Linked DNA regions of Homo sapiens: region 1 is linked to region 2. The links are chromatin contacts, found by Hi-C or POLR2A ChIA-PET in ENCODE. All regions are on one chromosome and are shown on one strand. Each heading gives the region's core, a stretch centred on a gene start or an enhancer-like site at or near the end of the contact. The rest is flanking DNA. Distances are from core to core; before and after follow the strand shown. Region 1 overlaps MBNL2 (muscleblind like splicing regulator 2). Region 2 has its middle 65 kb from the start of LINC00456.

Region 1 (7,742 bases), core at 579-3,078, 120 kb before region 2:
GACCTGCCTGAGCGTCTGCAATTCTCAGGTCTAAACTCTGCTCACGGAATTATCTCTCTAAAGCATTGTCTGACCCCTCATTTACCTGCTTAAAAATATTTGGTGGCTCTCTGCTGCATTCTGAATAAAGTTTGAAATACATAGGGTGGCATTCAAAGTCATTCACAATTTAGTCCATGCCAAGTACACCCTAGACTGCACTTCATGCTCCAGAAAAACCTGCATGGGTGCTTTTCAGGTGCACACAATGTGATTTTATCTATCCTTCAAGGCCATGTCAGATGTTTTCTCCTCCAGGAAGCCTTCCCTGACTGCCTTACTTGGATGGCACTAATCTCACAGGCATCTTATACCTCCCTTGTGGCATAATACCTTCACCATGGTGATTTATTTACACATCTTACCTGTAACGGTAGAGTATAAATTCCATGAGGGGAAAGGAAATGGGAAAGACTTAAGAAATAATTTTCTCCTCATCCACTATCTTTCATACATTTCTTTTTCCTGCAAACTTTTCTATAGCCAATGAAAGCTTCATTAAGGAGAACACATTTGCCCTGGCAGAGCAGGTCCTTAAATTAACAATGCCATCAGCTCCTTCCCACTGACAAAGGGTCCCTCACCATGCATAAGGCAATTCTGGTCCATTGTTTTACCAAATCTTCACAAAAATCCTGAGAGGTGGGCACAAGAAACCAGAGGTCCAATGAATTTGGTAACTCGTGCTTCCTACGGGACCCCGGGATTCAAATCTGTGTTGATGACCCACAAACTGCATTCCTGCCATCCTTAGCCATCCTTATTTATTTTTTGAGATCTGCAATCCCTTGACTTAAACAGACTAACAGGCTAATCTAGGGCTACACCGCCAGAAAAGGGCAAAGGGCTTTGTCATCTGCTGTCCCCACACTCTTCCTTCCTTCCATTTGTCTTGATTGCCAAATAGAAAAAAAAAAGTCTCTTAAGCAAAGCTTTCATGCATTTGAATAAAATAAAAATAGGGAGAAACAAGGAGATGTTTTGTATATAATGACAAAGTAACTGTTATTATTACTGTCAGCATCATTATTAGTTAGCACTGATCATTTCCTTTCAAGTTTCTAATTTGGAGCATTAACTTCCGTCTGGTCCAGGGTAGAATGATAAGCTGGCTGTCATGACCCTTCATGGTTCTGATTATAGGCGGGAACAGAGACCACTGCTGGAAGCCCAGAAGGTTCCAGAAGAGAGAAATGAATAAAAAGCGGAGGTCCAAGTGGGAAAAGAATAAAAATATAGGACTACCTTCCCACGAACTTTATCTTATAATACAAAGTACAAGGTAGCCAGCTACATTTTTAAAACTTTATTAAAGACAAAAAAAAAAAAAAGACCACATATCCTGTATCCAGCCCACTGGATTTTCACAAAGTGAACACATCTGTACATCTCACACCCAGATGAAGAAATAAAATATTAGCAGAGCCCCAGGAGCACCCCCTCCAACCTTTCAGATACCACCCCCAACCCCAAGGGAAAGCATGCCCCTAGGACTACCTAGCTGGCTGTATTTTAAATTAACCCCTTCGTTCTGGCCAGGACAGCCTGTGCTCTTCTGAGAGAAACCTTTTCTTGCAGCAACTGTCACTTCAAAGCAGGGGGAAAATAAAGTGTGTGTGAGGGAGTAATTTTGTGTGTAGGAGAAAAGTGTTTCTAATTTTCAGTCCTGAAAATGTGAGGGGAAGAAAGAATACGTGAAAAAAAAGAGGGAAATAAGTCGGTAAATGCAGTCCTTGCTATGCCTCCACCATTAGGAGCTGGAAGGCTTCCAGCGACATGCCATTTTGAGCAAGGAAGCAAACACAATCGCCCTTCTCCACCCTCCCCAGCCTCCGCCAGGGCAGGTCAGCTCCAACGCCCATCACCGTCAAATTTGCGGATAGGCTGACGGTTATTATTTAACGGTAACATGTTCACTAGAAGGCTGACAGTGTATTGAACATATGGTTTTGATTTTTTTTTTTTTCTGTTTGTAACTAGGGAGCAAGATGGGGAGCGTCAGAAACCTAACTCCAGGATTTGCTGGGTTCTCCAAACTGTAGCGGGAACCTCACTCCCAGGCCGATGCCCCTCTAGCGTCTGCAGCTCTGGGCCCCAGGGAGGGAGGAAGGAGCCACAGAGGGTTCGGACAACAGCACTGACTGATGCCAGAGCAGGACTCCATTCTGTTAACCTGACAAAGCGCACAGGCTGCGCCGGCATGTTTTTCTTCCACTTTCTACACTAATTTATCAAACTGGAAGGAAGAGATCAGAACATCAAATAAAAATCCACAGCCACAGAGCAATTAACTCAAGACCTAACATGTACCTGGATAAGGGGACTCACAAGAATTCCGGTATCTACAAGGTTTTAAATGGCAATGTTTTCTAACTTTGTATCTTGGGTTATTGGTCGTCAATGTTTCCAAAAATAATCACTCCTCTCAGTTACATTTTCTGATCAATTATTGAATGAGGTCTGCGTTATACAACATAAATTTCACCGAGTGGGGAAAACTCATGCTCTTGAGTGGTCAGCTAGAAAGCTGGCAATTTTTGTTAAAAATGCAAATTTTTGGCCTGGCAAATCATGCTTGCTGGGTTTATAGGGCATTAATAAAACTAATACTAGTACAGAGGAAAAAAAAAGACAGAGTTTGTGATAGAGTAGGGGCCTGGGGATCTCTACGTTAAATATCAACTCAAGTCTGAAAGCTTCAGATCAAGCTCTGGGCCTTCTCTACATGAAAATGTGGTCACCTCATAGAGAAATGGTTCAACACCCCTCCTCACCCTTCCTTTGTTTGCTCTGCGTGTCCCTAAGAAGGCCTGGGCGGAACTGAGGGAGAAAATCCTTCCTGGTTTCTCCTTCTACGAGGAAGGAGGGCAGGTTAGTGCAGCCTGCTGTTGACTGGAGCTGGGATTAATTAGTTCCTCCAGTGACCTTGGCACCTACTGATGGCGAAGTGTGTCTCTAAGCTGCTGAGAGCCGCAGAGAAACTCGGGAGGACTGAGCGCTACTGCGAAAATGCTCGTTGAACCAAAACACATAGACGATGACGGAAGAAAACCAAAAACGTGTACCTTATCTCTAAACACTGCCCGAGTGTGTTATTCAAATGGTTGATGTGAAGAAATACCTCAATCTATCTCTGCATGTATGTTTATTTAAATCTCGATCCATCAGTCTATTGTCCTTGTGGGTAATTTTGCAAGCCAGTGTCCCGCACATTGCCAGGGATTTCTGGAGGGGGCTGTTACCTGTGGTTGGGACTGAAAACAATTTTAAAGCATCCCATCATGCAGTTGTGGAAGATCATCTGTCCCGCCACACTTTACCTTCATCTATTCACTACCCCCCGCCCCCGCACTGTGCTCAGGCCTGAACCAAGCTGAGAGAAGTTAAAGAGCCCCACCTCTTTCTCTTATCACAGCTGGTTCAAGGTTCAATTTGAGTCTACAATGGGTCAACACTGCCAGAGAAGCTCAGTGTCTTGGGTTGCATATATAAAGGTATTCTATCATGAATTAGGGAGGTGCCATACTGGTCCTGTCAGAGGAATTCTGACATCTTCAAGTACGTGAAGGGGCTCGCCTCCTAAAGAGACACTTGATTTGCTTAGGGTTACTCCAAAGGCCTGAACAAGGATGAAGAGTGCAGGTTACAGAGTCCCATTTCATTTCAGCATGAGGAAGAATTTTCTAACAAAATGTTATGGCTTGTATGCGCCATAGGGTCATGATTGTCCGGTCAATAAAGAAAGATACACAATAGCTGGAAACAGCTTGTCAGGGCTGGGGAAGAGGGTAGACAGGAATTGTGCTAATAATCCCTCAGATGCCTTCCCACTTGGGATTTCCTTCTAATTTCTACCTTATATTTGTATTTTTTGTCAGTTGGGTAGATCTCCAAGGAGTGGTGTGGTGGGGCCGTCAGAATCCTGTGTAATGTGAAAAAGTTCTTCCATTGACTCTAATGTGTCTTCCCACAGCAAACCACCATTCTGGTACTTGAGTACCCAGGAGAACAAAGAAGCAGCTAGAGTAGCACGCATTGTGGGAAGTAAGTAGTTAAAAGGACCAAAGCTCTCTGCTGGTCCCAGCAGCCCCAGAGGCAGCCAGTCCCTTTGATCCTGACTCTTAATTGCAGCCTACTTGCACCAGGGAACTTTAAAGAAAAAAAAAAAAACAGGGAAACTCTAGAGATAGAGCTTGTTTTGTTTCCTGAGGGGATGGTCTTTGTGGTGGCTGCCAGGAGGCTGATACTTGAGGCTTCAAATGATTGGTTTCCTAAAGGGGAAAATAAATAGTTCCTTCCACCAGCTAAGACTCAGGTGTGACTAGAACCCCAGAAATATGAGGTGTCTGTGTGTGCCATTTAGTAGGGGTGCCAGGTACAGACTTCGAAGAGAGAACAGGACATTAGAAAAGAGACCATGGGCTAGCGCAGGAGCAGGCAGAGCACTAGAAAAAGAGAGCCTGCTCAACACTTGGACACAGGAAGGGGAACATCACACAGCGGGGCCTGTTGTGGGGTGGGGGGAGGGGGGAGGGATAGCATTAGGAGATATACCTAATGTAAATGACGAGTTAATAGGTGCAGCACACCAACATGGCGCATGTATACATATGTAACAAACCTGCATGTTGTGCACATGTACCCTAGAACTTAAAGTATAATAAAAAGATATATATATATATATATATATATATATATATATATATATATATATATATGAAAAAGAGCCTGAAGCGAGAGCATCAAAGAAAACGGCACTGCACAGGAAGGGAAGTCAAAGAAAAAAGGGATCTCTAAGAATTCTCATAGAGAGCAACAAAATCACAACAGCACAAACATTTCACTTTGGAATAGGTCTTACAGTTGATAACGAGCTTTTACCTATGGTATCTATTTAAGGTGTCTAAATGTTGAGATCCATCAAGTTGTTTAAGTTCATTCAGTGTACGTGCGCACACACACACACACACACACACACACACACACACACACATAGCGTCAAGAGTAAGAAAAAGGCCGACAAATAATCACAGCAAATAGTGGAGATGATGCCCTAGCTATCCTTGGCAATATACCAAGTCCCTTTGTGAGGAGGGACTTCTGGCTAAAACTGAACTCATGCCTGCACAGTATGCCAGTAATTGCTTATGTCTATTTAACTATTTAGTGAGCTCCACTAACAGTACTTACAACTGTCGGGGAAGTTTTTCTAAAGCAAACCCTTTTTGCTGCAATCCCCAAGTAAGAACTGGTGGACAAGGGTTGCATGTTTCCATCCTACCATCTTGAGTTTTACCCCTTATTCTGTAACCTTGGCAAGTAACTTGGTCTCTCTAAGCTTCATTTTCTTCATGAAAAGGTTTAACTGAGTTGATATACAGGAAGCTATCAGCAGAGGAGGACTTTCCATATAGTAAGTGCTCAATAAATTCAATAAATGTTAGTTCTGTTTCATTCCTAAAAGGTTATTGGTAAATTAAAAATGCATAAAAATACCGGCCATCTGTGTGTGGACTAAATGAGCATCTGGGTAGGGAACACTTCCTCTAAATCAGTTTAGCTTGACTCCTGGTTCTAGGAAAGAGGGGGCCACATGTGGGACACACAGGAAAACAAGGCATCTGAAAGGAGGGAGGACAGACAGGGGCACGAGATGGATGACCTATAACAAGGTATGAGACTCAACAATCAGGCCTGGGCATTTCACTTAAGCTACTTCGTTAGACAGCTGTCTCTTCTCATAATGTCTTCGTTTCTATTACAAGACTTTAAAACTAGCATTTTTTAAATAAATGCGATGTTAATGGCATATAACCCTTCCTCTCTATCCTTCACATTCTTTGGAGATGAGGAGGAGAGAATGGCGCTATCTACATCTTAGGGAATGAATGTGTCAGAGCTCCTGGACCTAATTCACCAAGGATGTGAGGATGCAAGTAGGCACATCAGACTTCTGGGCTCCAGTTCTGACCACCATCCAGAAGAAAAGGAATCTAAGGCCGGTTTATAATGCATATATTCCTTAGGATAATAAAAAAAAAAACAACTCTGGAGCAGACAGATAAACACAACAGCCTTCCCTGGAGGCAGTAACCAAATCTCTTGGGGAACTTGTGAGAGTCTGTGTCCACTGAGAAGATAGACGTCTCGGGAATGGGGAGATAGCCAGAGACAGGCTGTGTGTAGTCACAGAACTGCTTGCAGCTGCTGAAGTCCCTGGCTTCATGCCTTCAGCCCCAGCCACATTGGTGCAAGGCTGGTGGGATATATCAGTTCAACCTCAGCTTCACTCTGAGGCTGAACAGCCTGGAAAGACCTGCTGTGTGGAGGAGGTAGGTCCCAGTCTCCAGACTGCCAGAAGATCCTCCAAGGAGCCATCCCAGACCCAGTGATCTGCTGCCACTCACATTGTGGCAGTGACACTTCCAAAGCAGCTATTGTATTCTGGAGCCTCCTGGATGAACATCAGCTTTATCACCTGGAGCCTGTTACAAATGTAGAATCTTGACCTCAGCCCAGCCCTACTGAATCAGAGTCTACATTTTTAATGAGATCCCCAGGTGATTCGCAGGCACATGAGAGTTTGAGAAGTGCTGTCTGGTTACTTATGGTAGGTGTCTGGTGTGACGGCATCAATCTATTTGCATACTTCAAGTACTTTCTCATCATGAAAGGCTATTTTCTTCAGAGAAGTCCTTATGGCTGGGTTCAATTGAGAACTGCTAGAATCAGAAATAAATGAATCCCCAGGGTCTTTGAGAACAGGATGACAAGTGTCAAGTGATATCTCCAATCACTCTGGAATTACTGTTCTAACCAGTAACATCCCCAAAATATATACATTTTGAGAGATGGATGCAGAAGTATTGATAATTATTGGTTTTTAAATACTCTCTCTGCTTATTAGTGAAGATCGACTTTTAAAAAGTCAACTGTATATACGAGAGATACAGCTACAAAGGTTCCCTTAACTATCTAATATTCTGTGGCTCTAAACAAGATTCTGAACCAATATTTGCCCCAAAAGGACCACAGCCAGAAACCCTTGCCAGAGAGGAAAAGCTATGTGCAGGAGAGTAGTTCAACCCAGGAGACTACACTGTTTTCTTATGGAATCCTGGAGATTAGGCTATGGTGCTTAATAGTATTGGTTGTTCATTTTTTAAAAACAATTTTGCTCCTTTGTGGGTATTTATTTTTCTGATTCTTTGCTAGCTCTTATTCTCTTTTGGGCCCTTGCCATGTTCCCCAAGATTCATCCTTTGTCATTGCCTATCTCTGTTCACGCTGCCTTCTTTCACGAGGTGTGAGCACCAATGGCTTCAACTACGGCTTCAACACAGGTGTGTCTGAGCTTGTATTTGTAGCCTGTTGTCCAGGCTGTTCTTCATTCCCACATTGTCAAATGTTTATGAGACATCTCCACTTAGATGTTTCATCATTAGCTAAAAACACCATTCTCAAGTCTAAAAACTCATCATCGCCCACCCTCCTTCAACCCTATTCCCATTTATTGGTCCCTTTTTCAGACCACTCCCATTTCTGTCAGGGTACCATTGATATCACTCCTCCTAGAATTTCTGCAATGGCGTGACCTCAGCTCACCGCAACCTCTGCCTCCTGGGTTCAAGGGATTACCTTGACTCAGCCTCCCGAGTAGCTGGGATCACAGGCATGTGCCACCACATCCGGCTAATTTTTCT
Region 2 (7,489 bases), core at 1,924-4,423:
TGCTACGTAAGTGCTTGGAAGGACAGATTGAAGAGCAGGTGAGACCATGTTGGGTAAGACAAGCAAGATGGGGTGTATGGTGTGTGCAGTGCTACTACCTCCAAGAGCGACATGATCCACTTTATGTTCTAGAACTTTCATTAAAGCATGGGGTATAAATGAAAGGCATATAGCACAATTGTCTGGGAGGCAGGATTGCCAGTTAAAAGGAAGCTTCTATAGTCGTCCAGCCATTTAACTGATAGTTATTGAAAATGTCCTATGAATAAAACATTCTTCCAGACTAGGAAAAAATTAAAGTAGCCTGAATTAGAGCAATAGTATTGGAGCTAGAAAGAAAGAGAAATGTGAAAGGAAATTGAAAAAGAAGTTGATAGAACTTGACAACTGAATGGAGAGCAGGTAGAGAGGAGTCCAAATGGGACTCACTAACCTGTGGTCTGGGTAACCTTGAGTAACAACTGCTCATTGAGATGTGGAGCATGGAATACAACTTGAACTTGTGTGGTTCTGTTTTGGATAGGTTCTGTGTGAAGCCCGTTAGGATGTATAAATGGAGAAGTCCAGCAACAATGGAGATGTGGGGCAGATTGGTCTTCTGCATTCCTGACGGACCAACACAGCTGGCCACACATGCAAATGGAAGTAACAATGACCTACAGGTGTGATTCTGGAGGCGCTGATAAGGGCCATCCATCTAGAGAAGTTGTTTCCTCATTCTATGCCCTAAACCAGTTTGATGTCTGAAATCCAACTATTAGCACTTCACACTGTTAGCATAAAGTTAAAGCCTATTAAGCTTTTGCATGTGAGTACCTCCCTACAGCGTGGGAGACTGGAAAGGCCACTTAACTCACACTTAGCCTGAAGACAGTCCCAAACATTGATATGTCCCAGTTAACAACTGCTCTCAGAGTTAAGAACATGGCCTTGAATAACTGGGACAAGAAGAATCTTTGGATCCTACATAAAGCAGCGATGGGTCAGAGAGATATCAAGGGTTCATAGACTGGGAAAACCTTCCTGCAACTCTGTCTTCTGTCTTTCTTTATAGGCCCCCTTCCTGCTTTATAATTTTTACTTTATTTCTCTATTAATAACTTGATTGTTGAAGCCTCAGGAAATTCCAAGGCTATTTCTCCCATCAAAATGAAAGAAATGCATTAAATGGTGCATTCCCATTAAACTATGATTTACATTATATGTAATGTATATTACATATACATTAATATAGATTAATAAAAATGGAAGCACTCTGTTGGAGGGGAAATATACTAAAAAATCTTTTAGGGCTATCTGAATTAACATGAAATAATACCAAACACAGAGAGAGAAAACAAGAGAGAGAGAAAGGTATTGACTGAGAAAAAAAGCAGGACTGGAAACCTGCAGCCAGCTAAGTGGTGTGACTCATAGCTCTCAGTTTTTGGTAGACAGCTGAAGCCAGAGAACATTCAGAGCTGTAGACAAACACTTAAATTAGGTGTCCTGGTAGAGCAAGGGCTCCCACTGTAACTGCCTGTCCTGCAGTGCATATAAGGTCATCATTGTTATGTTGATTAATGAAGCTCCTGAGAACCCCTCCTGGCCGAAAACAATGGGTGTTACAAATGGTTCCAAGTAAATCCACAAGATTGTTCATTTCAACTATGCCAAAGAGTTCAACACAACAATCATGGGTCAAGAGCTATGTCATATACGCCACAGAATTCGGGATTGTTTCAAGTCATCAATGAGTGGAGGAAAATACCCTAAAGTGGTGATTCCTAGTGTTCTCCCTGGTTCTAGGAAAGTGTAGGGCCCAGAACCTTCCCCAATTTCCCAACCAGGCTGCTGTTGCATTTATGTACTTCACTTATTTATATGAACATTAAGACTTTTGTCCAAAAACAGATTGGAAACCACTGGCTGAAAGAATTGGCACACCTGACAGATGTTAGTTGGAAACAAGGTACAGGAAGAAAACACGAAAAAAGATGGACAGCCACGTTCCCGTGAAGAAGGGTTTACTTCAGTGGTGTGCTAGAGCCAGCTTGCACCAGCTCACAAGAACCAACTGGGCACATCTCCCCACAGTCCGGCATTCACTGACTCCAGTTTGGTAGTTTATTGTTGACCATGGTGGGAGTTTTTACACCATAGAAATTGTCAGATGTGGCCGGGCACGGTGGCTCACACTTGTAATCCCGGCACTTTGGGAGGCCAAGAAGGGCAGATCACCTGAGGTTGGAAGTTTGAGACCAGCCTGACCAACATGGAGAAACCCCATCTCTACAAAAAATACAAAATCAGCCAGGCGTGGTGGTGCATGCCTGTAATCCCAGCTATTCAGGAGGCTGAGGCAGGAGAATCACTTGAACCCAGGAGGCGGAGGTCGTCGTGAGCCGAGATTGTGCCATTGTACTCCAGCCTGGGCAACAAGAGAGAAACTCCATCAAAAAAAAGAAAAAGAAAAAGAGAGAGAGAGATAAAGACAGAAAGACAAAGAAAGAAAGAAAGAAAGAAAGAAAGAAAGAAAGAAAGAAAGAAAGAAAGAAAGAAAGAAAGAAAGAAACACAGACAGAAAGAAAGAAAGGAAAGAGAAATCGCCAGTTGCCACAAATCAGGGCTTTTCTTCTTTTGCTGCCCCCCCCTCAATACCCCTGACAGTCAGTTATAAAACATTTATCAGCATACCACTGGGACTGAATCCAAAAATAACTTGGCCAGCAAAACAGCCAAAGCCCTGTGAAGCTCTGACCAATGGCCTTCTAGGCACAGTCAAGTTAGGGATAGCGTGGAAGTTTGTAGAATCTGGAAAAGGGGAAGGAGTTCTTTTTGGGAAACACAGCTTTGTTATGCAGTCAGACAAGGCTATAGACAAGGGACCTACCAGTCAATATGCTAAGGAGGGTGTGGTAGGTACCACTCACATGGACAGGGAAACTTTTCTCATTTGATCAGGGAGTCCAAATAGACGAATAAGGTGGGTGAGTCGAGAAAGCTGGGATTCAGAAGGGCATATATACAGGGCACTCTGACAGCTAACCTCTGCTTCCTCCCAAGTCTAGACAAAAGCAAATCAGACTTCCACGAGGCATTCCTTAGACATCACAGAGCACTTTCCTTGAGCAAGGCTCAGCAGACCCTGGGTGGGGTAACTGAGGGAGGCAGCTGCAGTTCCTTCTGAGAGACGCTGGATGGATGCCGTCTGTCTCTGATGTCGGAGGCTCCTGCCTGGCCAGTGCAGATTGCGGAATCTCTTCTCTCCCTTCCTGGGTTCCAGGATTCCTCTGACAAGACATTTTATTAGCCCTAACGTGGCTTCCAGCAGGAAGGAAGAAGGGCAGAAACTGTTAAACACAAGAATAGGAAAGGTCCTGGAAAACTCATGGAAGGGGAAACTTGGTTCCGCTTTAAGGGAGAAGTTGTTTAAAGGAGTCTGGGGATAGCCCTGCCCTTGCCTGAAAAGGCCTCTTTGTAGGTCCCTCTGAGCCATGCATGTTTAAGATGTAGGGAAATCAGCTCAGAGGATCGACACACACAGCCCCCTGAAGCCATGGAGTGAGCTCCTCATTTTAAGCAGCTGCCTGGCAATTGTGTGTCATTGTCCTGGGGCAGTCGAGCATGAGAGTAGGGGTGACAGTGCTTGTTCATCTCAATCCTGCAACCCAAGTTCAAAGGGAATGTCTTCCCAAAGAAGGCTGAGTGTCTGCAGAGGGCGGCACACTCCGCTGATGGCTTAATCTGGAAGAGTAAATTTTGCTTCCACAAGAAAAATGGACTTATTTAGAAAAAGGTTAGGCGTACATGTGGGTAGCTTTAGGAGCCGATATTCCTAAGACTTAACAAGGGAGTAAGGCAGGGACCCTGACCCACCAGAACAGTTGCTGGCCTCAGATCTAGGGGCTGGGGTGGGGGTATTGCAGGCTCCTGGAGAACCCCATGCTGTGCCAGCCTTAACCCTTTGACAGTGGGTTGTGGGGACCCCCTAGGGTCCTGGGGTTGGAGTGAGGGTGGCCGGGCACTAAGAGGACACTGTGCGCTAGAGCAGCACCAATGCAGAGGGAAATGTCTCAGTATTTTAATGAGTCAACCCATACCTGTGGACATTCCCTGCCTACATGGACCAAGGGGAAAAACTTCCCACTCTGCCCCGTGCTTCAGTTCATAACCTTGCTAATCATGTATCTGACCTTGTGAGCTGAAGAACAGGAATCTGGATTTAAATTTCTCAAATACATGTTTGATTTCAAGTAGGTTCTTTATTTTCATCTCTCTCTTAACCTCTTCCATTTTTTGAAGAACACCCTTTGATGTCACTCCGATGACGTTTATTAATTATCTTCTCCAAACCTGCTACGACACAAGAAACTTTAGTCACAGTACTGATTCACACTCAATGTTCTATGTTTAGCAACTATCTGAGAAGGATCTGAGTCTGCATTTAGCCCTAAATAGCTACAAATAAGGGAGTAGCAGCAGCATCCCTTCAAAAGCCTTTTTTAGGAAGTGCTGTGCCAGGGGTGGGATGACATGCCAGGAGCTACAGGTGAGGAGAGCCGCTCTCAGCCAACAGGAAACCAAGGTAGCGGCTGATGAAAGCAACAGAGTTGTGTACTACAGAGCAGCATCCCCCCTTCCTCGAGACAGGTTGTAAGGAAACACTGCAGCATGTTTATCTGTCTGCCCAGCCCTATTTAGTGAAAAATGATTGCTCTTTGCCTCTTGTTACCATGCTCAGATGATACTATGGCAACCAGGCTGCACAAAAGGGGAAGGGGGGGCTGACGCTGCTTAGCAACTTGAAGATTTTTAAAAGGCAAGTACTCATTGCAACAGCAACAGTTTTTAAAATGCCAGTTTTCAGGAGAGAAAAGAGAAGAACATTAGAGAAAGCAAATGGAGATGACACAGTAGAGGAAAAGAAAGAAAGGAGAAAGAAAGAGAAAGAAAGAAAGAGAGAGAAAGAGAAAGAAAGAGCGAGAAAGAGAGAGAGAGGGAGGAAGGGAGGGAGGTGGGGAGGGAGAGAGAGAGAAAGAAAGAAAGAGAAAAGAAAAGAAAAGAAAGAGAGTCATCTGCATGTCACCTTTTCAAAGCTCTTTTTTGTACATCCTCACAGAACTCACGGGAGCTTGGCTGGGTCTCTGTTCACTGGTGGGGAAACTGAGGCTCACAGGGTGAGTGGCGTGCTCAGGGTTTGTCAGCGAGTCGGGGGCAAGTCTGGGACTAATATGCAGGCAGCCCAGTTCCAAATCCCACACTCTTTTTACAGCTTCATGCTTTGAAAAAAAAAGTAACCAGGAAATCTGAGGAAGGGAAAAAATAAAATCACACGAAACTGCCAATGGTGTGAAAAGGATGGGCATCTGTTTCAGGTAGAAACTCAGCAAAAAGCACAAAAATACATTTGAATGTATTTTCAGAATTAAGTTGAAACGACAAGGTGTTTTCTATGTGATTCATTCATTCATTCACTCATTCAGTCATTCAGGGCAAAAAAAAAGGTGGCACAGACAGTATTAAATTCCAGCATTCCTTGAATGAGCAGGAGGTTGCCTGTTTCTGGAACGTATAGGATCTGGAGGAATTCCTGGGCACTGGAAGGATTCAATGCTGAGGGGATGGAAGAAGAGAAGTGGAGAAAGGAGGGGAGGGGGAAAGTCTTGCCCTGGTTTAGGAAGAAACTGTCTTGAGTAGGATAAACATCCATCGAGATAAATGACCACATCATTTCAACCAAGACTATGTAAACCAAAGACGGTTCAGGTTCCAGTCTGCATTCCTCACTGGCTGATATTACATTTCTCAGCTCCTCTGCCACTCCAGCCTTCCACCCTTGGAAGCAAAATGCTAGATGGCTTACAAAACAGAGCTCGAACATGGAGCGACTACGGCGCTGAGCTTGTCTGGAGGGCCCAACAACAGGCAACGACAACACTAAGGAAACATCCTATGTCAGGCTAACGGGCGTTCTCTGAGGCAGAACTTGATAGAATGGGTTTCTGTAGATTGTGCCCTTTCTTTAATTAACTCAGTATTTAAGAGATGCCATTCAAGTCAGACCAAAGGTCTAAATCAGAACTGACCTTTCTGAAGCTGGCACAAGTTTTGTCTTTGTTTTGGGCTCTATGAAGGGTGAGGGGATGGAGGAGCCCAGGGGTGAGAATAAGCCAGTGGGTGGAGTTTCCCGCTGCTTAGCGGCTCCTTGAGGGGCCCATTCCATAGACATACACAGAGGGCCTCCTGCATGCCTCCCATGTGGGTCTCCTCACGCTCCTTCTCTCTGCCCCCCTGCACTGAAAGGACTCTGCAGGGCCCAGAACTTCAGGCTTCCTCATCTTGGTGCCTGCCTCCCGGGAGAAGCCACGGCTGCCTTCCTGATTGATAACACAGCGCTGACAAGACAAGTGCTGCTTTGGGTTCCAGTGGTCACAACCAAGCTATTCTTATGCTCCCCTCCTCATTGTTTCCACTCGTTCCTAATTGCACTTACGCAGAGGGCTCCAGAAGCAGTAAACAGACGGCCTTCTCCTATACTCACAATTAGCTAGAAGAATCCAGGTCAAGCTTTTCCAACCTGCAGCCCATGGGTGGCATGTGGCCCAGGACAGCTTTGAATGCAGCCCAACACAAATACTTAAACTTTCTTAAAACATTATGAGTTTGTTTTATTTTTTTAACATGTCAGCTATTGTTAGTGTTAGTGTATTTTATGTGTAGTTCAAAACAATTCTTCCTCTTCCAGTGTGGCCCAGGGAAGCCAAAAGATTGGACACCCCTGGTATGTGGTCTGTGATGCTCCCAACTAAGCAGATGTCATCTAGCATTAGTTTTAAGGCGTCAGGCCAGGTGTAGTGGCTCACACCTTGAGCCCAGGGGGGTTTCAAGGCTACAGTGAACTATGATGGCACCACTGCACTCCAGCCAGGACATCAGAGCAAGACCCTGTCTGTAAGGCGGGGGGAGCGGGGGAGCCAAACTAAGGGTGGGGCATTGTGGGGACTGCTCTTACTTCTAACACAATAACTATGAAATGAGTGAACTTCTGGGTTCTAGTCCTAATTGTGCCATCAGCTCTCGCATTCTTCACCTCCACCTCCATCCCCACTACATGCCCCAACCATACTGAATTTCATAAGAGCCCCAAATATACATCCCCACCTCCATTTGCACTGTCCCTCAATGTGTGAAGAGCCACTTACTACCTCACAGAGCAGAGCGCTCTATCTCTGACCCGGGCAGTTAATAATTACAACTTTCAAATTTCCTATCTTATTCGATGGGGAAAAGCCAACAGCAGTCACCCAGTGGGGGCTAGAGAACAACATTCCCATCTTAGGAGTCATAAGAATCAGAGAGAAGAAGTTTCGCCAAGTCCCTCCAGCTTCAACTCACCTGGCAACTAGTAACAAGCTAGTAAGGTTTAGGAGAAGGCCCGACTCCAAATCCCCTGTTCATTACAGGATTTGGAAATCTCGTTTTCTTGTGGCTTATGTTAATTAAACTT

Evidence for each region. Hi-C counts contacts between places; a loop is a spot of excess contacts on that map. ChIA-PET counts read pairs that join two places held with the same protein, here RNA polymerase II (POLR2A). Pooled maps may share reads with other maps.
Region 1: a loop to region 2 is called in a map of CD8-positive, alpha-beta T cell, with 2.0 times the contacts of the local background. The contact joins two enhancer-like sites. A Hi-C loop is called at or near these places in 42 of 168 maps with a recorded cell type or tissue (A673, CD4-positive, alpha-beta T cell, CD4-positive, alpha-beta memory T cell and 30 more), 33 of 37 single-sample maps with no recorded cell type and 37 of 50 pooled maps. POLR2A ChIA-PET finds 5 or more read pairs at or near these places in 25 of 52 experiments (AG04450, BJ, CD4-positive, alpha-beta T cell and 21 more).

What each region holds. Positions count from the first base shown.
Region 1 is chr13:97,230,142-97,237,883 of GRCh38, reverse strand. The region is part of intron 1 of MBNL2 (muscleblind like splicing regulator 2); the gene reads right to left. LOC107984573 (a long non-coding RNA gene) reads left to right here. Exons shown (of 2, transcript XR_001749968.1): 2 at 2,020-2,473. Among named protein-coding and RNA genes, the nearest start is that of MBNL2, 12 kb to the right of the region's middle. Within about 2 kb of position 1,828, at least 9 of the 41 ENCODE cell types and tissues checked have a DNase peak (open chromatin) inside an H3K27ac peak, as active enhancers do; they include endothelial cell of umbilical vein, sigmoid colon and transverse colon, where a contact is called at or near this core.
Region 2 is chr13:97,110,920-97,118,408 of GRCh38, reverse strand. No RefSeq gene overlaps it. Among named protein-coding and RNA genes, the nearest start is that of LINC00456, 65 kb to the left of the region's middle. Within about 2 kb of position 3,173, at least 14 of the 41 ENCODE cell types and tissues checked have a DNase peak (open chromatin) inside an H3K27ac peak, as active enhancers do; they include endothelial cell of umbilical vein, sigmoid colon and transverse colon, where a contact is called at or near this core.